Regions from separate parts of the Mus musculus genome. Here all the other regions are linked to region 5. Evidence: chromatin loops called from intact Hi-C (ENCODE). Cell type or tissue: gastrocnemius. All regions are shown on one strand. Each heading gives the region's core, and the rest is flanking DNA. Links, peaks and the distances in the headings are about the cores only. Region 1 overlaps Ropn1l (ropporin 1-like). Region 2 holds the start of Ankrd33b (ankyrin repeat domain 33B). Region 3 holds the start of Cct5 (chaperonin containing Tcp1, subunit 5 (epsilon)). Region 4 has its middle 11 kb from the start of Gm41286. Region 5 overlaps Ankrd33b (ankyrin repeat domain 33B).

The links. A loop is a pair of places that touch in the nucleus more often than their neighbours do. Peaks named below come from ENCODE experiments on the same cell type or tissue, not always from the same donor. Only the 100,000 strongest peaks of a DNase experiment are listed, where the experiment ranks them.
Region 1: a loop joins it to region 5, with 8 times the contacts of the local background. A loop is called at or near these places in 24 of 42 quality-filtered maps.
Region 2: it touches region 5 in a loop (2.8-fold over the local background); 12 of 42 quality-filtered maps call a loop at or near these places.
Region 3: it touches region 5 in a loop (4-fold over the local background); 5 of 42 quality-filtered maps call a loop at or near these places.
Region 4: it touches region 5 in a loop (11-fold over the local background); 26 of 42 quality-filtered maps call a loop at or near these places.

The regions. Positions count from the first base shown.
Region 1 is chr15:31,444,465-31,450,251 of GRCm38, reverse strand. It overlaps Ropn1l (ropporin 1-like), which reads left to right. Exons shown (of 5, transcript NM_145852.2): 3 at 1,127-1,288. It also overlaps the pseudogene Gm6361. Among named protein-coding and RNA genes, the nearest start is that of Gm49208, 6.3 kb to the left of the region's middle. In gastrocnemius, for the core only: a CTCF peak has its summit at 2,806 (motif pointing right); DNase peaks (open chromatin) are centred at 2,870 and 3,047; H3K4me3 peaks cover 280 bases; H3K27ac peaks cover 335 bases.
Region 2 is chr15:31,363,141-31,368,927 of GRCm38, reverse strand. Ankrd33b (ankyrin repeat domain 33B) reads left to right here and starts at 1,169. Exons shown (of 4, transcript NM_001164441.1): 1 at 1,169-1,889. The coding sequence starts at 1,536. In gastrocnemius, for the core only: no CTCF peak of the experiment used is centred there; DNase peaks (open chromatin) are centred at 1,414, 2,057, 2,478, 3,051 and 1 more place; H3K4me3 peaks cover 3,609 bases; H3K27ac peaks cover 3,761 bases.
Region 3 is chr15:31,599,604-31,605,390 of GRCm38, reverse strand. It overlaps Cct5 (chaperonin containing Tcp1, subunit 5 (epsilon)), which reads left to right and starts at 3,545. Exons shown (of 11, transcript NM_007637.3): 1 at 3,545-3,790. The coding sequence starts at 3,686. Atpsckmt (ATP synthase C subunit lysine N-methyltransferase) reads right to left here and starts at 3,275. Exons shown (of 5, transcript NM_026546.3): 1 at 3,242-3,275. The coding sequence starts at 3,254. In gastrocnemius, for the core only: a CTCF peak has its summit at 2,771; DNase peaks (open chromatin) are centred at 2,015, 2,768, 3,224 and 3,594; H3K4me3 peaks cover 3,039 bases; H3K27ac peaks cover 2,470 bases.
Region 4 is chr15:31,416,570-31,422,356 of GRCm38, reverse strand. No RefSeq gene overlaps it. Among named protein-coding and RNA genes, the nearest start is that of Gm41286, 11 kb to the right of the region's middle. In gastrocnemius, for the core only: a CTCF peak has its summit at 3,117 (motif pointing right); DNase peaks (open chromatin) are centred at 3,115, 4,217, 4,525 and 4,740; H3K4me3 peaks cover 1,266 bases; H3K27ac peaks cover 1,591 bases.
Region 5 is chr15:31,313,002-31,318,788 of GRCm38, reverse strand. All of the region lies in intron 2 of Ankrd33b (ankyrin repeat domain 33B), which reads left to right. Among named protein-coding and RNA genes, the nearest start is that of Ankrd33b, 52 kb to the left of the region's middle. In gastrocnemius, for the core only: a CTCF peak has its summit at 2,977 (motif pointing left); DNase peaks (open chromatin) are centred at 376 and 2,951.

The DNA of each region.
Region 1 (5,787 bases), core at 546-5,545, 130 kb before region 5:
TCTGCTCAGGTGGGAGGGTATCCTGGGACTCGGAAGCCCAGGAACCACACAGCTCTGAGGGGAGAAGGTGTCCCAGTGGAAGGGCATCTGGAGACACAGGGGCTAAGGAACCACCCAGCACTGAGGTGGGACAGTGTCCCAAGAGAAGGGCATCCAGAAACACGGAGCCCAGGAACCACACAGCTCTGAGAGGAAGCCTCCTGCTGCAGCTCCCAGGGGAAGGGGATCCCCAGCTGAGCTGAGGAGGAGCTGATTTTCCTGCTCAGGGATTGGTGGCTTTTTTCCCACCCCCTTTTCCCTGCATCAGGCCCATGGGTCAGGGTGGAAAGTCCTTCCCTGCTGAAGCTAATTTTTGCTGAGGCGCCATCTCTGTGGGGCTGCTGCAGGGTGGGGCTGGAGAGGAGGTGCTGCCTCTGTGGACAGCTCCTGAGAGATAGCTCCTGCAGTGGTGTTTCACCAAGGCAGAAGGCTGAGGCAAGAAAAAAGGTGTCACTACCCTCAGGCACCCTCAGGCACAGCTCCTCAGGACCTGAGTAGGTGGCAGCAGGAAAGGTACAGTCACCGTGGACAGCTCTTCAGGGGTAGCTCCTGCTCTGGTAGGGAAGGTGATGAACCCCCAGTCCCTGAGCCTCCCAAGCTCAGGACTTGAAATCCCATCAACCCTCAATCTGGAAATGTCGTGCAGATCCTGTGACAACTGCAGGCTGAGGAGATGTGGCGGTGCTGCCATTTTTGACAGGAGCCACCATTTTTAACAGCTTCTACAGGGCCATTTTGCCATTGGCAGCCTTGCCACTGAGTGGTGACACCTAGAGCACAATGGGCCAGCAAACCCCAAGAACTGGACCCCAGATTCTAAAGTCTATGCCACCACACCCAGCTTTTAGGTGGGTGTTTGAGTGGCAAGCTCTTTCCCCACTGAACCACCCTGTAGCCTCTTCTCTTTTGAAATGATGCTAAGATCCACCTAGCTGCCCTTCCTGCCATGCCCTTCCCCTGCCTGGGTCCCTGCCCAACTCTCCTTCTATGATGGTCACTTGTTGTGAGTTATGTCTTCAGAAGCATCTTTCTGGTTTCCTGGGATGTCGACATACACTGAGTGTGTCATATTGTGTTTTCTAAACAGTGTAGCCACAAGCAATATGTGGAGTTAGCAGATCTTGAGAAGAAGTGGAAAAATTTGTGCCTGCCAGTAGAAAAGCTCAGAACGATCCTGGAGCTGGATCCATGTGAGGACAAAATAGAGTGGATCAAGTTTTTAGCGCTCGGATGCAGCTCCCTGGGCAGGGTACGTACCTACAGATGGCCTCTTAGTATTGTTATGTCATGATCTGTGTGGTTACATGTCAGAAAACGTGCTGATTATAGTATTAACTAATGTTGTTTCCCCGGACTTCAGTTATGTGATTCAAAACCACAATTCCAACGATGTTAAGAGTAGAGAAAACGTGGATGCACTTGGAATGTATTTCGGTTTTCAAATGGGGTCTACCAATGAGTTCTTTTATCGGACAATGTAATTTTGAAAGCTGGTAACAGTTTTCTTTGTCTGTGGTAAGAAACATAAAATTCCATGACATTTTGACTTATAATCCAGTATTAATAACTAGTAGATGTAGTGTAATGCTACTGTCACTACAATATAACTCCAACAATTGAGGAATAAGAGAGCATGATGGTGATTGCATGGTTCTTCAAAAGGAGAAGCAGGCTTTTTCCCCCCTGTCTGGATACATATTTTATATTGCTTCTTCAATCTTTACAGTTCTGAGTACAAAACTGTACATAACTCATAATCCTTCATGGTTCATTCTTTTTTGTTTTGTTTTGTTTTTTGAGACAGGGTTTCTCTGTATAGCCCTGGCTGTCCTGGAACTCACTTTGTAGACCAGGCTGGCCTCGGACTCAGAAATCCACCTGCCTCTGCCTCCCGAGTGCTGGGATTAAAGGCGTGCGCCACCACGCCCGGCTCATGGTTCATTCTTTAACAGTAGGGTGCTGGATCTCCTGTTAGTCTCTAGATGGAGAACTGTCTCTAACTCAGGCCCTCTGGGAGGGCAGTGAATGCTCTCAACCACTGAGCGAGCTCCTGTCCCTTCTTCCTATAATGTCTATCCATGTGTGAGTTCCTTTTTTCTTTGTGAAGAGTGACTGCGTCCAACGGCACTGAGATGTTGACAGTAAACCCCCAGCTGCAGTGCCCTCTTCCGTGCCATCCTGCCAGCCATCTCTCTGCTTCCTCTGGTTCTTTGCCTTAAACTCATGCTTTCCCAGAAGCCCTGAGAAGCACACCCCCAGAGCTGGTCCTGTATGATGGGGCAGCTAAACAGCTGTATCCTAGAACTTCATCCCGAGTGGTGTTGCGGTGCCTTTGCTGTAGCTCATGCATGGCCTTGGTTGGCCTTGGTTGGCCTTGGTTGGCCTTGGTTGGCCTTGGTTGGCCAGGTGACTGAATCTTCTGTAGCTTGGGCTCAGGCAGAGAAAACCCTGTCCCTTCAGAGAAGGCAAGTGTCAGGCTGGTGGCCTCACAGGGGCTGTGCTGCCCAGGGACCTATTCCTTGGAAAGACCAGCAAGGCAAACGTGATCTTTAGAGAAACTCTGTCAGGTTGCTCCTCAGGAACTCTGAAGTTAGCATTACATTAGCATAGAATTAATATCTAACATTCGGGGTTAGTGCTGACAGTTTATGCCTCTAAAAATAAGTGTGGCAATTTGCTCTTAACAAGAAAGAACAGGATAATTCATGATTTTGGGTTCATCTAAGTCATAAAAACAAGTCCAAGCTATGTACAGCAAGCAACACTAGGTGGTGCCATTTTGTAAAGGAAGGCCCTTCGTCTGCCATGGTTACGTCAAAACTGAGGTCCTGTTTTATTCCATGCTACTTTGTTGTTAGCAAACAAATGTGCACCAAAGAGCACACTGGTCACACTGGTCCTGTCCCCTAGCCTAAGTCTTCTTTGGCACTGACCGTGTAGCTTGAGTCTCTTAGGTGCCCAGTACCACATAGGCTCTGTTTCATGTTTCAGCATGGGCTGTGTGGGCAGGGAGGTACCCGAGCCCAGCAGAGCCGCTAGCTAGTACACTGACAGCACGGCTGCCTGTGCAGATCCACTTGTGGAGCCTGCGTTGCAGGGGGATCGGTGGCCTGGACATGCACAAGCACACAGGAGGGATGGCAAGGGAGTTCTGGATTTCTGCATTCTAAAAACTGCATCCAAAAGGAGAAATGAAGAAGTGAGCTGGTAGGTGTGTTGGATGCCCTTATTGCTATCCCATCGCCTGTCAGGAAACAAGAAAAGGGTACAAAGACAGATACTGGCTCACGGCTTGAGATGCTGCACCATCGTGGCAGGCAAGGCATGGTGGCTTCCGTGGCATTTCTAGCGCAAAGTAAGTCCTCTCAGAAACCCACTTCCGGTAGCAGGAGAAGATGGCGGTCTCCACAGGAGTTAAAGTTCCTCGTAATTTTCGCTTGTTGGAAGAACTTGAAGAAGGACAAAAAGGAGTAGGTGATGGTACTGTTAGCTGGGGCCTTGAAGATGATGAAGACATGACACTTACAAGGTGGACAGGCATGATTATTGGGCCACCAAGGACAAACTATGAAAACAGAATATATAGCCTGAAAGTAGAATGTGGATCTAAATACCCAGAAGCTCCTCCATCAGTTAGATTTGTAACAAAAATTAATATGAATGGGATCAATAATTCCAGTGGAATGGTGGATGCACGGAGCATACCAGTATTAGCAAAATGGCAAAATTCCTATAGCATTAAAGTCATACTTCAAGAGCTAAGACGTCTTATGATGTCCAAAGAAAATATGAAGCTTCCACAGCCTCCAGAAGGACAGACGTACAACAACTAACTTTAGTGGATCTCAAACTTGTCTTAAATCAGCAACCTTCTCCTCATGTTAATGTCTTGATTAAATATCACCATGCACAACACCCACACAATAAGTAAAAGAATTGCAGCTTGTAAACATGACCTGGACAGTTGTAAGAATATATTTAATATATGTACACCTATTATGTTTTCAGGTAACAAGAGACGTGCAGCACAATTTTTCTTTCTATTAAAGCACTGTCATTTAAACATGAACCTGAAGTACTCAAAATGGAGTTCAGGCTTTCAAGACAAAAGCATGACAAAAGAGTGTCATGTGGCCATGGAAACATTTGTTTTTCTGGAAAGTAAAGTCTCAAGAAGGAAGAACAGAAATGGCATGCTTTATCATATTTAGAGCTGCAGTTGGAATTGTTTAAAGTAGCAGATACAATGACTAGTCAACAATTGTGTTAATTCTTGAAGCGGTGTGGGTGCTGACTACTATTAGTACAAACATAGGTTCAGGATTGTTTTGATACCTGTATTTATAATAAAAGGTGTTGGGGTTTTGAATTTCTGTTAAAAGCTGTTCCCGTTTGTTACATGTAACAGACATAATAATTTGTTTACAGTCTTTGTTTAGTAAAACATGCTTAGATGTTTTAAGTGAAGTCAACAAAAAGGAAATAGGTGTATGGATATGTGATTTTGAGATGAAAGTTAGTCTTAAAATGTAAATAAAATATGGAATGTGTCTTAAAAAAAAAAAAAAAAAAAAAAGAAACCCACTTCCTCTAGCTCAGTCCCCTCCTAACGGTCCCAGAAGCTCCCAAAATGGCACCAACAGCTGAGGATCAAGTGCCATGCAAGAACGGGGTGGTGGCTTATTGCCTGTTCTTGATGTGTCCCCTGGACGCTGCAGAACTGGCACCTAGACCATTCTAAGCTCTGCATTTGTTGGTTTCTGCCCACCCTATGCTCGTGTGCCTTCAAACTTCTCTCAGGAGCCATTATAATCAAACTAATTGAGGTTCACTGGAGGAACAAAACAAAAATGGCTGTCTACCAATGGAAAGTCCAAATCCAGTAGGTATTCAGTCCATAAAGTTGGCTGTTTCCACTGGTCTTCACTATACTGTAGAATCCAAAAGAAGTAGGCTCTAATGCCATTGAAGGAACAGGCTTGCCAGCTAGAGCAAGAGCAAGCAGGCAGAGAGAGGCCCAGCTTTCCTCTTCCATATCCTCCTGTAGGCTTCCAGCTGAAGGTGGTGTCTTCCCACCTCAAAAGATCCGGATTAAAAGCCAGTATTCTCACTTCAAATGATTTAATTAAGAAGAAGAAAACTTCCTCAGAGTCATACCCAACACTTAGGTTTTAGTTAATTCCAGATATGGTCAAGCTGACAACAGCCACCACATCACCCAAAGCAACTTTAAATCTTCAAATCCTGGGATGTCTGCAGCTAGCAGCAAGCTCATTGTTGTGACTTATGCTGGTTAGTTTACATCAGCTTAATGCCAGCTACAGTCACTTTGGGCAAGGGAACCTCACCTGAGAAAAGGCCCTCACTAGATTGGCCCCTCGTGCAGTTTCTCAATGACAGATATGGGAGGGCCACCTCACTGTGGCAGTGCCATCCCTGGACTGGTGGTTCCTACATGCTATAAGAAAGCAAACTGAGCAAGCTGTGGGGTGCAGGCCTTGGAAGGAGCATGCAAGCTTGTAACTCTTCATGCCTTTGTGTCAATAGCTGCCTCCAGGTCCCCCACCCTGGCCCTGACTCCTTTGGAATGTAAGCAAAACAAAAGAAATCTTTTCCTCCAAGTTTCTTTTTTTCTTTTCTTTTCTTTTTTTTTTTTTTTTTTTTTTTTTTTTTTTTTGGTTTTTGGAGACAGGGTTTCTCTGTATAGCCCTGGCTATCCTGGAACTCACTTTGTAGACCAGGCCGGCC
Region 2 (5,787 bases), core at 485-5,484, 50 kb before region 5:
TCGAACTCAGAAATCCGCTTGCCCCTGCCTCCCAATTGCTGGGATTAAAGGCTTGTGCCATCACTGCCTGCCGGCTCCAGTGCCCATTTGGAGTATACTGCACGAGGTTTCCCACTATGCCCTTTGGCTTGCCCACCCACATCCAGGTCCTTGTGTCTTGTCTCCAGGATCTTAGTCGTGTTCCCCTTTGGGCCTCCCACGGGCTGACGTGCCTGGTAGGCTCGCTGTCAGGATGGGTAGAAATGAAGAGGAGGCAGTGGGGTGAGAGAGAAGTGAGGGGTTTCTTGCTGCCTCATGAGACACAGCTGGGATATACAAGTTTTCCTCTAGAACAGGGCCATGCCACCTCCTCCTCTTTATAGTGAGGGGGGCTCCAAGTGATAAATTCATCCACACACTTCCGACAACTCAACATGGCCAGTAATCTCGATTTCCGAAATGTTTGTTTCTAGTCCTGGGATCAAAGCTGGTCGGTCTCCAGCCTTCTCTGGTTCATCTTCCATGACCCGTTACCACCCTCTCCCCTCTGCCAAGTGACAATAGTCAGGAGTTGGGGAGAGTAGAGCCCTCTCACGGCTCTGACCAGGTGCTGTCTCTCTTCACCCCGTCATCCTCCCTGCGGTTCCTGATCACTTTTCCATCTCCCTAAGATTTTTTTCCTATCAACCTGCCAGTCACAGCCGGCTTGGGTGACTTGGAGACTCTGCAGACCCTGTCTTCCTTTCAAGTTAGCCCCTCTCTCCCCAAATCAGCCTCGGGTCCTTATTTGGATCAGGATCGTCACTAGGACAGGTTCTCCCCAAGATGGAATTTCCTCCTAAGTGGACAGCTCCACCATTCGCCCCGAGCGGACGCTTTTCCACTCTCCAAGAGAGTTTTCAGGGAGTCCCAGGACTGCAACTGGTCAGAACTAGGACTGCCCGAGAGGTGACGGTCTTGCGGCTGCCCCTCTCCTTCGGCCCTGGGGCGGATTACGGTCCTCAGTGGGGAGTGGGAAAGGGGCGAGCCTCCTGGTGCGGGTACTTTCCGACGCTGGAAACTTGCTTAGCCTTTGGCGTCTCCGGACTCCATCTCCGCCCGGGCCCCCAGGGAGCAGCCCTTGGCGGGGCGGGGCGCCTGCTGTCCCTCACGCTAGCTTTCAGCCTCTCGAGTTACAGCTTCAGGATCTCCCGAACAAGCCTTTCCCTGCTCGGGACAAAGTGGCCGTGTGGTGGTGGCACGGTTTGGAGAGGATCTCTGATGCTCCCGGGACTCTAACCGGGAAGGCGCCCCGCCCGCTGCCTCGCTTTCACCCCGCCCGGCGGGGCAGGGAAAGCCCCCGGCGGCTCCTCCCACCCAAGGGGCTTTTCTCCAGTCGCCAGTGACTTTGCACCGGGAGCGCAGCCGCCTGGAGCTGCTTTCTGCCAGGCTGGAGCGCGCGGGGCTCCTGCTCTTCTGCGAACGCAGGGGCCAAGGGTCGGTGACCTCCGGGCGCGCCCCGTTTTCGTGTCCCCTAATTCGAGCCCCAGCCCCCGGCCCGCGCCTTGGCCTCCAGCATGGTGCTGCTGGCTGGGCCCGGGCCGGAGGGCGGCGGGACACGCTGCTTGTCCCCGCAGTCGCCGACGCCACCCCGTAGCGAGCAGACAGGAGAAGACCCAGCGGACTACGAGGAGTACGAAGACTTCTCTAGTCTGCCGGACACCCGCAGCATCGCATCGGACGATTCCTTCTACCCTCCCGGAGGCGAGGAAGAGTACGGCTCGGTGAGCGCGGAGAGCGTCCCGGAGGGCGTCCCTGAGGCGGCGACCCTCCTGCGCGCCGCCTGCGCCAACGACGTGGGGTTGCTGCGGGCGCTAGTGCGGCGCGGGCCGAGTTCCGAGGAGGTACGGGAGACTGACCGCAACGGCCGGGTAAGTCCCGACAGGGTTTGGGTTCCCTCCGCTCTTCTCCCTTGCCCGCATTTCCTTGTCACTCCAATCCTGGATCAACTGCCGCTCAGAGCACCCTTTCCTTCCTGTGAGGCAATTGGGACCCCATTTGCCGAGCGGGCAGAGATGGTCCAGCCCGGCTTCCTACTTCATCCAGGACCCTTTACCGCCCCGGTATCCCCGAATTCTCCCCAGAGGAAGAATTCTCCGCGCTGGAAATGTGGTGACATCTGAGATGTGTGTGTGTGTGTGTGTGTGTGTGTGTGTGTGTGTGTGTGTGTGGTGTCCCTTCCACTCAGTGCCCCTCTGACTGTTACCTTTCCCCAGGCACCAGGTAGGCAATGGTCTCTACTCACTTTCAGGGGACATTTTCCTACCCCCATCCGCATTTGTCCGCTCTGCCTCTCCCGCTGTCTTTGCCTAACACGTTGGATTAGGATTTGGAAGCTACAGTTCCTTTCATTACCTAAACCGCCCTGGCTTTTTACGTGCTTTTCCTAGTGGCCCGCGCGGCGACCAGCCAGCTTTATGTGCGGTCACCGCTCGGGTCGAAGCCAATGAGCCTTCACAGCCACGCTTCAGGCAGGCCGGGTGCTGCGCAGCTCAGTAGGGGCACACTCCAGGGTCAGCACGCGGGGAAGTAAGGAGGCAGTCTCCGTTTATTACGCCAAGATTCAGAGATAGTAAGAAAGTTTAAAAAAAAAGTTGGAGAGCTGTTTCCACTGACTAGTAAATGGGAAAGTGACCGCTGTGGCCGTGTCCCCATTAGTCTCTGCTGGGCGGACAAACAACCTCACCTGATTTCCATGTTCCCAGAGGCCCCGTGGTTTTTTTGCAGACTCAGCTTTGAACAAATTAGGGACGCCCGTGCTTCTGCTTGGGAGTCACAGCTGACGGAAAATATGGTGACCCCGTGCCTTTGGCTTATCCTGGGGGCTGTATATGCGCAATGTTTTGTGCCTGATTGCAGTCTGGGTCAGGCTTAGGCAAGGGTGAAGCCAGGGTGTCACTTTCTGCTTTCGATAACCCGACATTGAACTTGGAGGAATGTTTTGTGCTTGTGATGTGACAGGGAGATGGGTCTGGTGAGGTCAGCACCACCTTGGTGCCCGCGGTGGCTGTTCCAGCTGGCATGCAGCGGGAGGAGAGGCTCAGGGGGCTATTGCTCTGCTCCACTTTCAGTTTAAGTAAGCGACTTTTCTGGGTTAGGCGCTGGCGTTAGAAACCTCCCCCTTCCTGAGCAAGCCTTGTCTGCTTGGAAGCGTACACCTGTGAGTGGCCGTTGGCCGTCCAGCTTTATTATACTTTCCGGAGAGAGGAAAAAAAATCCCAAACGAGCAACCACGTTTGAAAACAGCAAGGGAAATTGAGAACGAGTTAAACCGTGCACAGTGCACAGCAGGCTTGTGAGTGACAGAATGAATTCCAGAACCCCTGGGAAGCCCCTCCCAGGCCCTGAGGCTCTGGAGGACAGGTAGCAGCCTCCCTCTGCTCTTGTTTGTCTTCTGTGTAGCTCACCTGAAACGACAGTCCCTGCTGTGTGGTTTGTGGGCCTGAAACACCGTCCTGCCCCAGAGTCTGGAGAAGTCCCGTACATATGACCATCGCTTACTGTCTGTCTCCTCATTTCTCTAATTTGTTGTGAAGAGATTATAGTCTGATCTTGCACCCAAGCTTTCTCTTGCTGTTTTTCTCTTCCCTTGATTGTGAAGATAGAGTCTGAAGGGCCTTTGTTGTTCTGCTTTGAGTCTCTACCTCTTTGCACCCATCAGATGTCCCTGGGGACCCCTGAGGGAAGAGTCCTGCCTCGGCTTTTTTATCTCTGGGTCCCAGGGCCAGGCCTGTGTTCTGTGTGTCCTGCGGGGACTTAGGGAGTGAGGTGGTATGTGGCAGAAGACATTCTGGTCAGGCAGGTGGGGAACCAAGGGATGGTGGCAGGTGGGGAATGGTTTGATTGTGACCTGGAGTGGAGAGGAGGGCCCGGGGGAGCTAAGGCTAGAGAGGTCCACTCAGGCCAGGTGACACTGTCTCTAGCTGGGAATTGGGAGTAAAGGAGTGTCAGTTGGTCAGTGCCAGTCTGTAGTTCTTCAGTATGTCTTCCGATGACTGTCTTCCATGGCTGGCTTTTTCACCACCTGGAGGTTTCTGTTTTAAGGATACTTTCTCTCGGAGGCCTTTCTACCATCTCCCATCTAAGCCCAGAGCTGGCTAAGGGTAGTCCATCTGTTGAGTCTGGGGTGGGGGTGGGGGTGGGGGTGGGGGTGGGGGTGGGTTGGGGGTGGGGCTGAGATTGTCAGTAGTGTGGTCACTTGGAAGCAGGTATCCTTAGAGCACAAGGAAGAGACTTTAGGCAGAGAGGCGAAAGTCCAAAGGTCCTGAAGCAGGAGCAGTGCTCCAGGTTCGTCTTGCTTTGTCTTAATGAAAATCTTAGAGGCAGGCCCCAGAGCTTTGGTGGAATAATAGTGGGGGTGATTGCGCGACACAGCAGGTGACTGCTGATGGGCAACTCTGCTCAGGGACAGCTTTCCAGGAGCCTCTAAAGCAGTGTTTCTCAACCTGTGGGTCGTGACCCCAGTGGGGAGGTGTCGGACACCCTTTTACAGGGGTCACATATCAGATATCCTGCATATCAGACATTTGTTACTATAATTCATAGCAGTAGCAAAATTGCAGTTATGAAGTAGCAATAAAATAACGTTACGGTTGGGGGTGGAGGAACACCATACCATAAAGGGTCGCAGCATTAGGAAGGTTGAGGACCCCAGCTCCATAGGCTTTTGAATGTTGCTGCTGCGCTGAATAGCTCACTTCTTAATAGGGAAGCAGTCCAGCCTGAGCCACAGATAGCTCAGAGGGACCACGTGTGGGAACTAGAGGATGTGGCTGACTGAGCATCTTTGCTTCTGAAACATTGTTCTGGAAGGATCTCAGGATTCACTGTGCAACGTTTAAGTATTTGTTACATCATTTTCCTGTAACTCCGAACATATGCTCTCCCCGTGTTTTTAGGTGCAGGTGGTCTGGTTCCTCTCCTTAAAGGATGGTCCCTCCAGGAAGTCTTTCCCTAACTTTTTTCTTTGCATGTCAGGATGTCGGGCTTACTCCTTCAGTCCTGGTGGCTCTCCCTTAGTTGACAGCGAAACGGAAGACACATTTGTGGCACCTAAATTTGTCGTGGAACGGTAGTCAGTTTGCATGTCGGACACCTGGTCAAGCTGAAGGCCTCTGTGTGCTGAAATCCCAGGATGTTTTCCAAAGTCACTGTTCACAGCAAACCCCACCAACGTGGGGTGCCTCCCCCCACGAAAGGCTTACAGCTCAGTTTCACAGATACTCGGGTGTGAACACTTTACCTTGAAATACAATTGAGGCATCTGTTGCCTATTTTTTAAATGAAGGAGTTATGAATGTAGAGATCGTGTCTTCCCAAAGTAAGATCACAGTGTTGGAATTCATGCACAGCCCTCTGTCCTCCCATGCCTCCGTTTGTATGGCCTGTGTGAGCATGGAGTTAGGCTGATTCACAGAGAACTCTTGGGTCTTGGCCTTGAACCTCCAGTGTTGGCCAAGGGTCAGAGTACACAGGGAGAGGTTCACCTTGCAATTTGGGACAATGTGTTCAGTTCATGTGTTTTCTCACTCCTTAATCGTGCATTCCCTCTGCCCCTCCCCCATCCTGCCATCAAGATGTGTGTGTGTGTGTGTGTGTGTGTGTGTGTATTCTCACCACAGTGCTTGTGTGGATGTCAGAGGTCCCCACCGTACACCTTTGAGTCAGGGTCTCTTATTTTGCTTCTGCCTATGTTAGGATGACCCACAAGCTTTCAGAGGTTTTCCTGTGTCTGCCTTCCATCTTGCAGTAGAAACACTGGGACTACAG
Region 3 (5,787 bases), core at 366-5,365, 290 kb before region 5:
GAGTGTGGAGGGTGTGTGAGAGTGTGTGTGTGTGTGTGTGTGTGTGAGAGAGAGAGAGAGAGAGTGTATGTGTGTGTGTATGTGTTCGAGTGTGTGTATGAGTGTTAGTGTGTGTACATGTGTGTGCATGCACGCACGTGTGTGTGTGTGTGAGAGAGTGTGTGAGTGTGTGAGAGTATTCAAGTGTGTGTATGAGAGTGTGGAGGGTGTGTGAGAGTGTGTGTGTGTGTGTGTGAGAGAGAGAGAGAGAGAGAGAGAGAGAGAGTGTATGTGTGTGTGTATGTGTTCGAGTGTGTGTATGAGTGTTAGTGTGTGTACATGTGTGTGCATGCACGCACGTGTGTGTGTGTGAGAGAGTGTGTGAGTGTGTGAGAGTGTTCAAGTGTATGTATGAGAGTGTGGAGGGTGTGTGAGAGTGTGTTTTGTGTGTGTGTGTGTGTCCCCACAGAGGCCAGAACAGGGTATCAGATTCTCTGGAGTTGGAGTCTCAGGTGACTGTGGCTGCCTGACATTGTTAATGGGAACCAACCTTGAGTCCTCTGTAAGAGCAGCAAGTATTCTTAACCCCTGAGCAACCTCTCCAGCCCCACTAATCCCTTCTAAAGGACAAGTTCACTGAATGCTGTATAAAATTCTACAATGACTTCTAAATCCCACTGGCAAAATTAAAGTGATTTGGGAAAGTTCTTCAATACTAAAGAAAGATTAAAATCTTTCCAATGTACTGACTTAGTGTGTCTAGGACTCTCGTAATTAATGTGTTATCTTAGTATCCATTATTGCAAGTTTTAATCATAAAACTCCACATTTTAATAGTCTGATCAAAGAAAGCGTCAGCTTGGAAACCCAGTGTTTTTAGGCTTTACTAGGACAGAATTAATACAAATACAATTTGTCCATTTAATGTGTACAGTTCAACGGGTTTTAGTATAAGTGTGTGTGAGCCTCATCAGTCAATTATAGAAGATTTTTACTGCCCAAGAACTCCTCTATCCTTCAGCTGTCTTCTCCCCATCCACCCTCTGCCACCCACCCTAAGTACCACTACGTTTAGTCTCTACTTCCTCAACTTCGGACTTACACTAATTGTCTTCAAAGGTGACTTATATCAACTAGCTTGCAAAGGCCAGGGAGAGCTCAGTGGGCAGAGTGCTTGCTGTTCAGATTCCCAGCACCCATGGAAAAGACAGGCGCAACCACAGCACTGGAAGGTGATGACAAATCCCAGAAGCTGGCTGTCAAGCCAGCCTCGCAAAAACAGGCAAGGTCGGTGAGTGACCATCCCAAAAAAATTAAGTGGACTACAACAGAAATACCTACATCAAACTGTGGCCTACATGAGTACACATATGGAACTCCTGCACACACACAGGACCATGCAAATATACACATAAATATGCACACACATACAGTATGTGGTCTCTCACCATCTTACTACACTTAAAATGATATCCTCTGGATTCATCCATGTTGCTCCTAACCAGTACCTTACAGATGAACCTAAGTATTATTATTTAAATAAGAATTTTTTCTGGGGGGCTGGCGAGATGGCTCAGCCGGTAAGAGCACTGACTGCTCTTCCAAAGATCCCGAGTTCAAATTCCAGCAACCACATGGTGGCTCACAACCACCAGTAATCAGATCTGACACCCTCTTCTGGTGCATCCAAAGTCAGCTACAGTGTACTTATGTATAATAATAAATAAATCCCTTTTTTAAAAAAAGAAAGAATTCTTTCTGTCATAGACAGATCATACTGTATCAATTTGGGCTACGACAGTTAAACACAAATCAGATGGCCCAAGGTCTGCCTCACCTGTAGACACATGCACAAAGCCAGAAGGTAGACAATAATGACGCCCCGGTCTCCAGGGTCTCCCAGCTGGCCTTTGAGTTGTAGAAACCAACTGAGGCAAAGACGTGTCAGCCTATGTATGAGCATCTGAAGGAATACAGGGGAAAGGAAACTAGGAATCTGAACTGAGGGCAAAAGCATCGAACCACTGGGCCCGTGCAAGCAAGAAGAGTGGGAGCGGAGCAGCCGCCTGACTGGAAGGCGGTCTGTGACCCACGTGGGAATCTGCTCGCTCCTGCACCACGTGGGACCGAGACCTAGCACAAGCGGTCAGGCTTGGCAACAAGCGCCTTTACTTGCCGTGCCATCCTTGAAGTCTTTCTTGAACCTAGCTTGATGTCCACCAACAGTGGAATGGATACAGTGTGGTGTACATACACACAGAGCTTTATTCAACTGTAAACTAATGACTCAGAACCATCATGTTTTCGCTCAGATGCAGAATCTTGTTGTATACAAGTGTGTGTGCTGTGTTGAGAGGGAAGACCAGGAGGAGAGAGGATAATGAGGACAGCTTATAGGTCAATGGCAAGGTACAATTACATATATATATATGAATGAAAATGTCACAATGAAACCTTGTTTGTGTTAACTTTAAAAACCTTGTCCTGACATAATGTCAATCTGTGTCATGTAACAGCACAGACCTGAAAGCTAGCCTACTGTCATACAGGTTATATGCACTCTAATTTTGAGTACCTAATAAAAACAGACAATACGGCAGGGACAGTTTCTGTTCTGTGGGGTACGAGTGGAGAGACTGGAAACTCGTCACAAATAAATCCGAGCTTATAAAATGAATCGTGATTTCTGGCAGACGTACCGTGCAGTTACCCTTACGGGGTATCTTTCTAACAGCAAAACGCTGAGAACAAGAGACTCTGAGCACCAGCCGGTGCTACTTTGTCTCCACCTACAGTACACGCGCGGGGAAGGCCCAGGATCTGTGTAACCTGGGAAGTTAAGGACAAATACTATGTGCTGACGACCAGGCACGTCCAGCAACCTTGTGAAGTAGGCATTATCATTATTATTATTATTATTGTTTTTGTTGCTATTATTTTGTCATTATTGTTGTTGTTATTGCTGTTATTATTGTTATTATTATTATTATTATTATTATCTTTGCAGACAAGAAAACAAAGCTACAGGCTCAATAGCTTCCAAGCAGCAGCTCGTCCACCGCAGGGTGGATTCCAGCCGACCTAGGATCGGGCTGAGCAGTGAGTCTTGTGCACGGAGGTGCGGACAGCAGCCCCCAGCAAGCACTGTGGTAGCCACGACCGGCGCGGGACGGAGAGCACCGCAGCCACGCGCGCCCGATCCCCACAAGCGCCCGCGCCACAGACAACTATATCGCCCGCCGCCAGGCCGGTCAAACCTCACCTACTCGCTCCATCGCGCGTTCCGGGGAGACCGGAAGTGGAATCTACCAACGTCTTAGAGCCCGGGCGGCAATCAAAGAAAAGAAAAATATCTTAAGGAAATAAGCTCCCCGCTGCAACTCTGGATTCAAAAACTTTGAAAACTTAAATCCTTGAATCAGTGACTACATTATGTCTAGTATTAGCATTTGTGTGCTAGACGTCGCCTTCTAAGTTTCGAACACCCCCCCCCTCGGTTCGTGGAAAACGGACGTTCCCAACAGCGGCCGATTCCAGAAGCTACTCTGCGGCGTAAAAAAAGTCACTGTTGAAAAGTAAGTCGCGGGGTCTGCACTGCGCATGCGCGGGATTCTGCGTCCTCTCGCGAGAGGGAGGTGCGGTGTGTCTCTCTTCCCGAGTGGTCCCCGCTGGTTACTGGAGGAGCGCTCGTTCTAGTTCGTCCACCATGGCGTCCGTGGGGACCCTCGCCTTCGATGAGTATGGGCGCCCCTTTCTCATTATCAAGGACCAAGATCGCAAGTCCCGTCTCATGGGGCTTGAGGCCCTCAAGGTAACGGCCCGGAACGCGAAGCCGCGGGATGAAGGGAGTGGGCCGGAGCGCTTGTGCGCCTGCGCTGGCGAGAGAGCAGCTCGGCCATGTGCTGGCCCGAAAGCTCGAGAATCTCCGGTGCCGGGGAGCCCCTTTGGGCTCTAGGGTCACATCCCCGCTCTGGCTGCGGGAGAGGGCGTAGAGGCCTTCGTCCCACGGTGGGGTAGGGAGAGCGATCCGCCGCTTCAGAGCTGGGTGGGGTCGCATCCCCAGCTCACCGGGCGGGCGAGCAGGCCTGCGCCGGTGCATCTGTAACATCTGTAAGTCGCTTGTCCCTTAGAAGCGGGGCTGTCCCGAAAGGGAGAAAACTAGTGAGAAACGTGCACAGGACAGACCGAATGGCTGCTTGTAGGAAAGGGACCGTAAAGTCCCTTGGGCCAGAAAACGCATGGTGGTGACTTTTGGAGTGGAAGGAGAGAGTTTCAGTGGAGCACAGTTGGCCGCAATTGAGGATAGTTTCCTAAAGGGAAACAAAGAAGTTACCCTGAGGGAAGGCAGAGCCGAAGTGTTGAGTCGGAAGGCATGTCTCACAGAAGGAGAGGAATAAGAAAGGCTACCCAAGAGCCGGTGCTAGGCCCCCAGAGGAGAAAGGAGTGACAGTCACTGGTGTTGCCACAAAAAGCTCAGAGGAAGGAGGGAGCCCCATTTTAGGTTGTATTGTGCCAGTCGTGCCTCCAGGTTTGAGGTGCCCTGGTTGACCTGGTGTTAGGGAAATCCCTCGGTGAGTTCTCTATCAAACCGAATTTCTGACAGGTGTTTTGGAGTGGCTGCAGAAGTGGACATAGCAACTGAGGCCTGGTAGATGCTTGGTTCTCTTTGCCTTCAGCTTGTGCGCGTTGTGTGTTGACTTGTGTACTGGCTAGTTTTGTGTCGACTTGTGTACTGGCTGGTTTTCTGTCAACTTGACACAGGATGGAATTATCACAGAGAAAGGAGCTTCAGTTGGGGAAGTACCTCCACGAAATCCAGCTGTGGGGCATTTTCTCAATTAGTGATCAAGGGGGAAAGACCCCTTGTGGGTGGTGCCATCTCTGGGCTGGTAGTCTTGATTCTATAAGAGAGCAGGCTGAGCAAGCCAGGGGAAGCAAGCCAATAAGTAACATCCCTCCATGGCCTCTGCATCAGCTCCTGCTTCCTGACTTGCTTGAGTTCCAGTCCTGACTTCCTTTGGTGATTAACAGCAATGTGGAAAGTGTATTCTGAATAAATTCTTTCCTCCCCAATTTGTGTCTTTGTCATGATGTTTTGTGCAGGTATAGAAACCCTGACTAAGACAACTTCAACCCCCTTTTTTTTTCCTGTTTCTGGGGACGTGCCAATAACAAAATTCCAACAGACAGAAAATTGACCAGTATAACTCATGTTAACAGTCCTGTTGTGCCAGCCGTTTGTGTTAACCAGATGGACTATTGCATGTGGTCCTCACTCAGGATGGGTCCTGCTTACAGAATTAGATTCTTTAGGGACAGAGTCATAGAGAAATTGCCGAGTAGAGAAGGGTCATGACTTATTCCACTTCCACCTGAGTCAAAGCTAGGTCCAGAGCCGTGAGGTTCCCCTTGGCGTTAGACCAGAGCATCTGTGGTTGGAGGCCTGTCTTGTGTATAGTGTTGGGCTGGTTCTTTGGCCTCTGCTAGTACATACCAGTTTAGCCAACCAAAAATAAGTCCTGGTGTCCAGTATCTTTGGGCACCCCAAGAGACATTTCCCTGTGATGTCTCTTGAGAAACTATGTTACCAATACATACTTTCAGGTTACATTTTAAGAGCACCAGAGTTTGCAAAGACCAAATGTACTTGCTTTGTCACCTGTCTTGGTGACAAGAGAAGTTAATGAACGTGTACTTGCACAGCTCTGAAAATGCCCAGTATTTCTGTGCTTGCAGAAGTTTATCTATCTGCATCTTGGGGTTCAGAAGATGAGTTGGAGAAACCATCAGAGAACATGGTGACCCAGG
Region 4 (5,787 bases), core at 336-5,335, 100 kb before region 5:
TTAAAAATGTAGAATTTGCCTGTCATGAGTCACGCATGCACTGAAGTCAGTAGACTGTTCTAGAACATCCCACAGTGCCAACTCACAAGTTCTTTTCTCACTCACTTTCTGGTCGCTGAAACAAAGTTTTTACACAGGAGAGCAAATGTTTGTTTGGGCTTACAGTTTCAGGGCTCATTCGAGTCACTATGGTAGGAGTGACAGTGGCCAGGAAGGAACTGGAGAGATCTAAGGAGAAATGGGAGGAGAGGGGGTGGGGGACATAAGGGTCCAGAGTCCCAACATATTTTCAGAGCATGCCCCCCACATAACTACTTCCCCCCAGTTCTTTGAGGGGCACAAATCATGTCAGAGCCATAGCACTAGGCTAGAGAACACAGCTTCCATCCTCAGTGGGCTTTACAGAATGACAGGTTGCTCTTAGAGCACAACTTGGAATCTGACCACTTGTTTGTTTGTTTGTTTGTTTGTTGTTTGTTTTTTGTTTGGTTTGTTAGTATTCCGTGGGGGATCAGGGGATCCTCAAGGAAAATAAAGATGGTGTCACAGGGCAAAGGGCAGGCAGAAGGAAGAAGCGAGTGTCCAGGGATATGTTGTTTTCTCTACTGATGTCTGTAGATAGCTCTGCCACCCAGAAGCTCAGTGAGGAACAGGCAGAAGGTTCAGAGGGTCAAGACACTTGTTACCAAGCCTGACAGCCTGAGTTTGACTCCTGGAACCCACGTGGTGGAAGAAGAGCCCAGACTCCTGAGTTGTCCCCTGACCTCCACACACATGCTGAGGTATGGGAACACACATGCACACAATCAATCAATAAATATAACATTAAATAATGTTTAAATCAGCACGAGGAACATTGAGTCTCCTTGCATAGTTGAACGGTTTCTCTTTCTTGGTATCTGACTTGCAAGCCTAGAGCAGTCCATTTAGATGACAGTAGTGGAAGCATCTATTAAAGTCCAGCTGGCCTGTCAGAGGGTGTGGTGGTGTTAAAGAGTTGTCCCCATACTCTTGGGCATTCAGACACTGGGCCCCTGGTTCACAGCAATATTTGGATAGGTTTAGGAGTTATGGACTTGCTGGAGGACACGTGTCACGGGGGGGCAGGTTTTGCAATTTCAAAGATGTGTGCCTTTCCCAGTGTGTTCTGGATTCTTGCTATCAGTTCAAGTCTGACTCCCACATGATTACCACGAAGGAGAAACATGTATAATGGAGTAGAAAAGAGAACACATTAGCTTGGTATCCCATTCGTGAGTCATGTATCCTACACTCATCATCTAATACTGCCAATACTGGCCTCCTTTCTAAGTAGTTAGACTTATACCCATTTTCTCAGCTATGTGTATACATTACAGGCTAGGCTCTGCCTATGAGGGAGAGCATGGGATTTTTGTCTTTCTGAGTGTAGGTCACCTCACTTACGTTATCCTTCCTAGGTCCACTCATTCCTCCTAGCAGTTTCACGACTTCATTGTTTTTCATAGTTGAGTATACACAGTTGGGTGCTATCCCAATGTGTACATGTACATTTCTATTATCTATTCATCTCTTGATGGATATCTTTCTGGTTCCATTTCTTGCTCTTGTTACTACAGCAGCAATAAACATGAATGTGCCAATACCTCTACAGTAGGGTATGGAATGGCTGTGTCCATGTGGTAGTTCTGTTTTTAACTTTTTTGAGCAATCTCCAAACTGACTTCTGTATTTCTGTAGTAGTGGGTACTCCCAGCACCAATAAGTAAAGGTTTCTTCCCCTCCATACCCTCTCTGTCATTTGTTGTCAGACTTCTTGACAATAGCCATTTTGACTGGAGTTAGCTGGTATCTCAAAATAGCTCCAAGAAGCAGCAGGTGAGACTGCCTTGCCTTAAAAGTTCTCTGCATAGCAGAAGAAATGATCAGTAGAACCCACAGCCTAGGATAGGAGTCTCTTGATATCTGTACTTCAGACAGAGGGCTAACAGGCAGAACAAACAGCCCTAGCCCAAACATGAAGGGAACAATACTACAGATCAACAAAGGAGCAAATGCAAAACACGAAGAAGTAAAAATAGCCAATAACTATTCTTCAAAGTGTTCAACATCCCTAGTAGTCAGGGCAATGCAAACTGTTCCATTGGTTGACCTGTTTTCAATGCCAAGACCAGGCTAGCATCGACCCTACAGCACTGTAATACAACTTGAAGTCAGGTTTTGTGATACCTCTAGCTGCAATCTTTCTCTTTAGGATTGCTTGGGCTGGTCAGGATTTTCCTTTAAAATTATCAATGGAATTATTATTATTACTGGTTTTTTGAGACAGGATTTCTCTGTGTAGCCCTGGCTGTCCTAGCTCTTGCTCTGTAGACCAGGCTGGCTTTGAACTCACAAGATCCACCTGCCTCTGCCTTCTAAGTGCTGGGATTAAAAGTGTGTGCCACAATTGCCCAGCTGGAATTATTGTTTTTACTTTTTTTTATTTTATTATTAATGTATTATTTGCTTTTATTTTTATTTTTCCCAATGTGGTAAAATGTTGCTGCAGTTCACTTACATTTTATAAAAATTAAGTTTTTAAGTAATAAATATACTGAAAAAAAACTGTTGAAAATGTGGCTTAAAAGATGTTTTGAAAAAAAAAAACTTTGCCAGATTCTACTGTTTTAGAAATACTAGCGGGCTGGAGAGATGGCTCAGTGGTTAAGAGCACTGACTGCTCTTCCGAAGGTCCTGAGTTCAAATCCCAGCAACCACATGGTGGCTTACAACCATCTGTAATGAGATCTGATGCCCTCTTCTGGTGTGTCTGAAGACAGCTACAGTGTACTTATTTATAATAATAAATAAAATATTTTATTAAAAAAGAGAAATACTAGCATATGCATGATGCTATGCTAGTATGATGTCAAGTGAGCAGAGATTGAAGCAGTTCAGTGTTGCCTCTATACAAATTGCTCAGCATCCTTCCACTTCTGAAAAGATTTTTTTTTTAGGTCTGTTTTCTTTTTCTTCTTCTTCTCCTTCTCCTTCTTCTTCTTTTTTTTTTTTTTTAGTTTTTAAATTGTGTGTCTGTGTGTGCCGCGCGCATATGTGGGCTTGCATACGTGCAGTTGGCCATGGCGGCCAGCAGAGGGCATCATATCCCACGGAGATGGAGCTGTGAACTGCCTGTTGTGGGTGTCAGGAACTAAGTCTAGTCCTCTGCAAAAGGAGTAAGTATTCCTTTTGAAACCTACTGAACCGTCTCCAGCCACTGCCTTCTGACGATTTTTTTTTTAACTCCACCTTTACTACAGCACCGTATGTTCACAGACACTGAGTTCACAAGCCTCCAGGTGAGTTTGAAGGCTCTGTGAATATTATTAATCAGAGACATTCTGGGTTGCAAAACTGCTTTAACTAGAGGCTCCCAGGCTGACGATGAAGCGATGAAAACAGAGGCAGCTGATTGCCTGACTCACACGGAATAGTGCAGCTGCCCAGCTGCAGCGGCATCCAGAGGGAGCAAGGGGCGGGAAGAGCCCAGCAGGAACCTGCACCTTTGAAGATCAAGGGCAGGAGCTCTGTTTCCACTGAGGAAACGCGGGGCTTGGAGCTACATTGAGAGGCTAAGATGCTGACTCCACCATGGCAGCCACTGAAAGACTTCCAGGATGGGGATCTTTTAGAACCTTTTTAGTGACAAATGACAAATCAAGTTCAAAGCAGTTCAGACTGAGAGCAGAATGATGTAGGACTCCGCGGAGCTCCAAGTCTGGGGCCTTTAGGACTGGAACAGGCTTCAGAAGGAAGTGAAGACTTCCTCAGGCTCCGACTTTGATCTGGGGCTTGTCTGAGGTGGGCACTGCTCCTTCCGCCGGTGTTCAGGAAACCTCTGAATAGTAGAAAATCAGGCTGGTACAGCCTGAGACGGGGTGTACTTACTGAGTTTACAAATCCCTCAGACTCCATTCGGACTCAACGTGAGCAGCTCCACAGAGCACGAGTGGGCTAGCTTCAGCCACATGTGCACACTGGAGCAATCAGTCCTGTCAGGAACAAGTATGCCATGACACAGGCGGGCCTGGATCACATGACTGCCGTGCGACTTGGGTGGAGTGATGGAGCGGGCGATGGCATGCTGTGAGGAGAAGCCCTGCTCTACCCAGAACAGAACTTCTCTACAGGAAAGGGAAGTGTTCTTTCTTTTTTGAGAACAACAGATATGGCCGTGGGGAGGGCCTGGCCCAGATGGTCTGCAGCGATTACTCGGCAGGCAGCCAGGTGAGACTGCCCTGGTGCTGGGCGAGCCTACGAAAGCCTGAGAAATGTTTCTCAACTTGGCTTAAGACAAGCACTCCTACCCCACCCTGAGCAAGGGTAACAGCTCAAGCCTTCTCAGAATATGTGAGACCCAAAATAGACAAAGCTTCAGGAAGATAAATAAACCAAAAGAGCACTGCTCGACTTCCAAACTACAGGGTTTGTTCCTAGGCAGCCCGCACTCTCCTGCTGGGAGAGAAAAGAGCAGGGCTCTGTGGAGGGATGAGGGGAGAGGCAGACTCTGCAGCTATCTCTGTAAGCTCCTCCCCCTGTGGTGGGTCCAAGGGGTCTTAGCGGGGGTGGGGGGTGGGGGAGGATGCAGATCGATTTTGCAGGCGTGGAGTAGAGTTTAGAGTCAACCAGGCTGGAGGACAGACAAGATAAAAATCCGTCAGCCAGGAGCATGGACGCCAGCAAGATGGCCGACCCACATGGTTACAGTGAGACTCACAGGGGAGGGGGTGGGTGAGCCAGCCTGGCAGGGAGATCTGCTTGAGCCTGGGCCAGTCCTAGCTCTTGAGTTCACACTGTGGACACACAGAGAACTTGTGTTGGAGCCATAGGAGGTGAGAGCATATCTTCTTTCAGTTGGTTCTGGGATCTCACTTATCCCAGTGGGGGTCCCACTTTGGGTGCCTGAGAGAGTGGAGGGGAACAGGCTTCCTTGTGGACCCACATGCCGGCTTAAGCTAGCAATGAGGATGGACACTGGTTCCTCCCCATCCCCTGTTTCCCATGCCAAACAATGCTTTAGTTGCTGGAGACTGTAGCTGGTCCTTAGATGACCAAGATTCTGTCGCCATTCTCATGGAGATTTTGCTCTAGACTTCCTAGACATCTCTGGTCTTTGTAATCTTCACTGAAAGAATTCATATGAGGTCCACGGGGAACTTGGGGCTTGCGACAACACAAAGCAAAGGCTTAGACAATGGACAGATACACCACTGTGCCTGCCTACATTTTAGGGCGTCATTAAACTATTTCTTAAAATCCCTAAAACAGACAGCTTTTCTGAAGACTCTTTTCCTGTCCAGGTGATTGACAGACCCATTTGTTATTTAAATGAGAGGGCAGGAGTATACCATTGCTCTCTACTTGAATTCTTTGGCCCGATAGTCATCTTAGAAGGTTTCTTTAGCTATTAATGACCTAAGTATTCAGAACGTAGTGTCTTTCCTCGGGGGCCAGAAACATTACTCAGGACCTTTTCCTCTGACCAGGGATGTTACTGCAGCAACACGTCACGAGAAGAACATTTCTTACTTTCTAGAAGACTGGAACTTTTGCTGGACCTCACAGCTAGAGTTAATAACACACCTTAAGGTCACTCATGGCTTAAGATTGCTATCCTACTGTGTGCCTGTCTGTTTCAACTGCTTTTAAGAGAACTTGCTCTGGATTTCCCATGTAAGCAGCTTTTACAATTTAAGCCAATGCCTAGCTCTAATCTTAAATTATATACTCTTCCATGACCCTGACCCAAGAGTAGTGAGTGTGTAT
Region 5 (5,787 bases), core at 161-5,160:
AAACAGAAACAAACTAACCAGACACCAACAGAGCAAACAAAACCGCACAAAGCAGCAACAAGGAAACCCTCAACGTTTTCATTTCAGCTACAATTTTGGGTTGGGCCACATTGGCAGCTGTTCTTGGCCACATATGGCCGGAGGTCTGTTAAGACAGCCCTGCCGAGGCAACGGTAATTAGTGCCTGATGTCTGCATAGGGTTTCTTGGATTTAAAAAGAGAACCTATTTTCTGTTCTTTCCTTTTTGTTTTGTTCTAATGGTGTTTTTTTTTTTTTCCTCTTTCTCTGGCTTCTGTTGTTGCCCCCTGCTTGCCAGTTTGCTCATCCACCCTGTATGTGGCTGGATTGTTTGTGCCCATTCCCTATCTACCCCCACCACTGCCCACCCCCACCAGCCAGGCTCCCACCTGCTTCTGGCTGCCCAGGCTTCCAGCTCAGCAAATTGCATAGGGAGGAGGTATGCACATCTGTTAAAATGTAAATTGAAAAGCGTTTCCTTGGTGCTTGGGGACAATCCCAGGGCCTCTCATGTACTTACTATGAGCAAACCCTCTACTTCTGACATCCCTGGCACCCCTCTTTTGTCTTAATTGTCTCAGCCTGATGAAGTTTTTTTCCTAGTTTGTTTGGAAATGTCAGAAGCAACCTTAGCCCCATGGCAAGTTGCGTTCACAGACTGGCTCCTGCATCTGTAGAACCTGCCCTGCTTAATCCACCCACTGTTTAGTACAGAGCTGGTTAAAGCACCGAGTGCCAGACCCTCTGCTAGGCGTTCCTGTTCTAACAGTCTGAACCTGTCACCAAGTATCAGGGAAGCTAGTGTGCTCATCAGGGGACCCACTGTGAGGTTCTGGGTCTCAAGTTCTCCTGGCAGATGTCATGGGGGAACCCCTCAGGAGCTACCCCAGCAGCAGTACTGCTGATCCCCATGAGATGGCTTTAGAGGGGCACAAAGGCACCGTGAGTTCACGTGGAAAAACAGAAAAGTGAGGTGGTTGGTTTTCCAGGGAGGCCACAGCCCTCATATCAGCTGGATTTCTTAATTTCAACCATTGTCTAGAAATTGCTGCTTGCAGTAAAGTCACTACAACTTGTGTGAGAGAGACCACCTTCCCTCCTTTAACACTGTTTTACTAGTCTGCACTCAGCAGGTCCCCAAGTAGCCATGGCAACCATGCCACCCAATGTCAGACTTTACACCAGCATTCTTTATTCTCTGACCTTTGCAACCTTAAAGCCTGTCCCTGGTGACAGGCCTCCTCCAACATGGCCATGCCTCCTCCAACCTGGCCATGCCTCCTCCAACCTGGCCATGCCTCCTCCAACATGGCCATGCCTCCTCCAACATGGCCACGCCTCCTCCAACCTGGCCACGCCTCCTCCAACCTGGCCATGCCTCCTCCAACCTGGCCACGCCTCCTCCAACCTGGCCATGCCTCCTCCAACCTGGCCATGCCTCCTCCAACCTGGCCATGCCTCCTCCAACATTGCCATGCCTCCTCCAACCTGGCCATGCCTCCTCCAATAGGCCACACCTCCAATCCTTCCCAAACAGGTCTACTAACTGGAGTCCAGCATTCAAATATATGAGCCAATGGGGGCCATTCTTATTAGAACCACCATAAATGGCTAGGATAATGCTGTTGAGGTTGTGGTTTTAATCTTTTCCCCCCTTGACTTGACTAGGAACATTTTCTGTGAGACTCTTGCAGTTGTGCCTGGCCCTCACAGCATCTAGGTTCACTTCTGTCTCTCACCTAGATGTCTAGTGTGGAGCTGGAGCAATGGCTAGATTTAATTGGCAACTTTACACAACCTAGAATCACCTAAGAGTCTCTGAAGGATGGTCTAAATTATCCTGACTTTGAGCATGTCTTGGGGGGGGGTGTTGTTTTGATTACATTAATTGATATAGGAAGACACTGCCCACTGTGGGTGGCACTGTTACCCCACTCCCAAGTCTGGGTTCTGGGTGTTTAGAAAAGGTAAGCTGAGTAGCAAGTGTGTATCCATTCTCTCTGCTCCTGACTGTGGATGTGATGTGAGTAGCTGGTTGAACTCCTGCCTCAGTTTCCCCGCGGTGATGGACTGTGACCTGGAATTCTAAGCTGAATAAACCCTTTCTCCCCTAAACTGCCTCTTTTTCAGGGCATTTTATCACAGGAATAGAAATGAAAGTAAAACAGATTGGGTCATGGCTGCTGTGAGCTCCTTGATGTGGGGACCCACTGTAAGGGCAGTGGGTGCTGGGAACCGAACTTAGGTTCTCTGAGAGAGAGGAGTATGCTCTTAACTCTGAGCCATCCAGTCACCTCGTCAGTCCTATTTAAAAAAGGCTTCCTTTGTTATTTTAAAATGCTGTGTGTGTGTGTGTGTGTGTGTGTGTGTGTGTGTGTCTGTGTGTGTGTGTGTGTGTGTGTGTGTGTGTGTGTGTGTGTGTGAGAGAGAGAGAGAGAGAGAGAGAGAGAGAGAGAGAGAGAAAGGGTGTGTGTCTGTGTTCATGCACTTGTGAGTCCAGGCCAAGCCCTTCATTTTTAAAACAATAGTTTTATTACTTCCAATCATCAGGATCTTGTTTTACTTTGAGTTTTAGGAAGGGCTTGTTTTCTCCTCTCCCTCCTCCTTCCCTCTCCTCCTTCCCTCTTCTATTGTTTTAAAGAAAAGATTAGAATTTGGCAAGCCTTTGGTTTCCTAACCCTGCCTGCTCTTCCACTAAACTACAGAGCTCTAGCACACTAACTGCAACTCAGTCAGGCAGAGCGGGCTCAGACACTGCTCTCCCTCCCCTCCCTTTCCTCTCCTTCCCTCCCCTTCCTCCCCTTCCCTCCTCTTTCTTCCCTTTCCCTCCTCTTCTCCACCTTTGCTGCCCAACTCTGGCTTTTCCCCTCTTCTAATAGGGATTCCCCGGGTATCCCAGCACGCCTACTGGGGTACTGCATTTCCAAAGCCAACAGCTCCCTCTACTGGCCCGATTTGGAGAACTACACTGAGTCAGACAAGACCCTGGAAAACCAAATCCTCTAACACTGAGCATCTTCCTAATGCTGGAACCCTTTGACATAGTTCCTCATGTTGTAGTGACCCAAAACCATAAAATTATTTTCGTTGCTACTTCATAACAGTAATTTTGCTACTGCTATGAATCATAATGAAATATCTGATATGCAGGGTATCTGCCGTGTGATCCTGTGGGAAGGGTTGAGACCCAGAGGCTGGGACCGCTGCTGTGTTTCCATTTCTCCCCCCTTTCTTATTATTAGATATTTCCCACAGTTTCCATTTCGAATTCAGCTTTGCACAGATAAAGGAAGACCTTTTTCATCTGTCCCTGTTTTTAGTGACAGGAAGACCCTTAGCCGTAAGGGTCTTGTGCTTGTGACAATGTTGAACGAGTTGGTGATTGCTTACTTCGTGGCCATTTAATTTTAAACGATGGGATCATGGTTTATTATTAAGGATCTGCTAAGGGAGCGTCTCTGGATTCACCGAGCCTGGAGTCTGCGGCAAGTTAGAGGGCTCTGGCTCACCTTAGCACACTGCGGGTCAGGGTGCAAATGCTGATGCCAAAACCAGAGGATGAATATTGGAAGGGATAGTGCATCAGGTAGTCAGATGAAGGGAGGCTGGGTGATCTCGGTAGGGTGTATACAGGGCCCATAGGTTAATAGAGGAGCTGTAGCCACAAAGGTACTTACATAGCAGTGTTTATGGTGGCATTATCCATAACAGCTAAGTTATAGAACACACCTAGGTGCCCAGCAGCTGGAATGTATGAGGACATATGGTATGTGGACATAACAGATTTTTTTTTCAGCCATAAAGAAGGAAGTAAGTTACATTAGTTGCAGGAAAATGGATACATATGGAGACAAAAGTTTCCAAAAAGACAAATATTCTATGTTTTTTCGTTTGTTTGTTTGTGTTTCCTTATTCTATACAACTATATGATCATGTACCCACACATACACAACACCAAAGAGAAGTAAAACTGTCTAAGTCAGCAGTTCTCAACCTGTGGGGCGTGGCCCCTTTGGGGGGGGTCACACGAGCCTTTCACAGGGATAGCATATCAATATCCTGTATATCAGATATTATGATACGTAGCAATAGCAAGACTAAAGTTACGAAGTAGCAATGAAATAAAGATATGGTTTCAGGTCACCACAACATGAGGGTCAGCATTGAGAAGGTTGAGAGTCACTGGTCTAGGGAAGAGCAGAGACAAATGAGCATGGGTGGGTGAAGAGTGGAGGCATGAGCAAGAGTCTGCCCAATGTGCCATGTGAGTGTGTGTATGGATGTGAGTGTGTGACTGTATGTGTGAGTGTGTGTGTGTGAGTGTATGTGTAAAAGGTTGCCCAGGCTGAAGAGATGATGACTCAGCGGTTAAGAGCACTGACTGCTCTTCCAGAGATCCTGAGTTCAATTCCCAGCAACCACAACCACAACCCACATGGTGGCTCACAACCATCTGTAATGGGATCTGATGCACTCTCCTGGTGTGTCTGAAGACAGGTGCAGTGTACTCATATAAATAAAAATAAATAAATAAAACTTAAAAAAAGAAAAAACCCTCAAAGCAAACCATAATACAAAGGAGAGCTGTGAGGTCACCAGGTGAAGGACAAAGGCTCTGGTTGGGGGACAGATATTTTGCTTAGTGCTCTCTTAATTTTTTTTATGTTGCCTTATAATTTCTAAGTTATTCCACTCTGCATTCTCCTTCTAATCTTGTTCTCCCCTCCAGCTTGATGTGACAAAGCCTTACTCCCAATGTTCTCTCTCCAGTGTTATGATTTCCAATGTTATGCCTGCCAAAGTATCTTTCCTAGTCTTTTGTAACTTTTCTAGGAGAATAAATCACATGTTTTTTTTCAAGCATTCTTTTTTTTTTTTTTACAAAAGCTCACATTATTTTTGTAACATTATTTTTGCTGGGAGAGGTGGCTTAGTTGTTAAAATCTCTAGAAGTTCAAACATAAATTCAAATCATAAATTGAATAAGAAGTTTAAAACAGAGGATGTTTACATGCATATCCATTAAGAGTAATTAGCTCTCCAGGTTCATGGAGAGTTAAAGACCATAATTTTTGTGACTAAGTTATAAGTGAAGTTTGTGTAGATAAACCCAATCAATATTTTATCTTTTGTCCTTGCACCTATAGTAAATCATTATCTCCCTTTTTATGGCCTTTGGTTAATGGTTTTACAACCTCTTGGAATGTGCTCTAAGTTGGAGATGCCTGCTTGTTATCTCAGAAGCAATTAATTCTTGACACTTGAAGACTGGCAGAGTTCTCATTGCAGTTTTGACATCAGAAAGGACTTAATAGCAGTCCTATTATGAAAGAGCTTAATAATTACTAATATAATTTTAGGAATTCTTACAGGATCATCTATAAGACAGTACATCTTCATCATTCTGCAGACATATCTGCTCAAAAGGGTAGGTTAATACCTAGTAATAAATATATATATAAAACAACAACAATAGGAAAAGCATATTAATAGCAGGAATCTTTCTTAAAATGAAATTCTTCTTGGCCTTGCCTAGAGAAGCCATTCTCTCATTAACTTTGACAGTCCATGGCAGAACCATCTCAGGAAGATCACCGTCTAGTTTTTAGCTTCTCCTAGATAGCTCCTGGCATTGGAGATTGGCAGTCTTATGCACATGCAGGAGATGGGGGAGGGCTTGGGATGGAGCACAGATGTCTGGTGGTATCCATCACCTAAAAAGCACTGGGGGAGAGGAACAGGCCAGAGGGGTAGATGCTTGGGGTTTG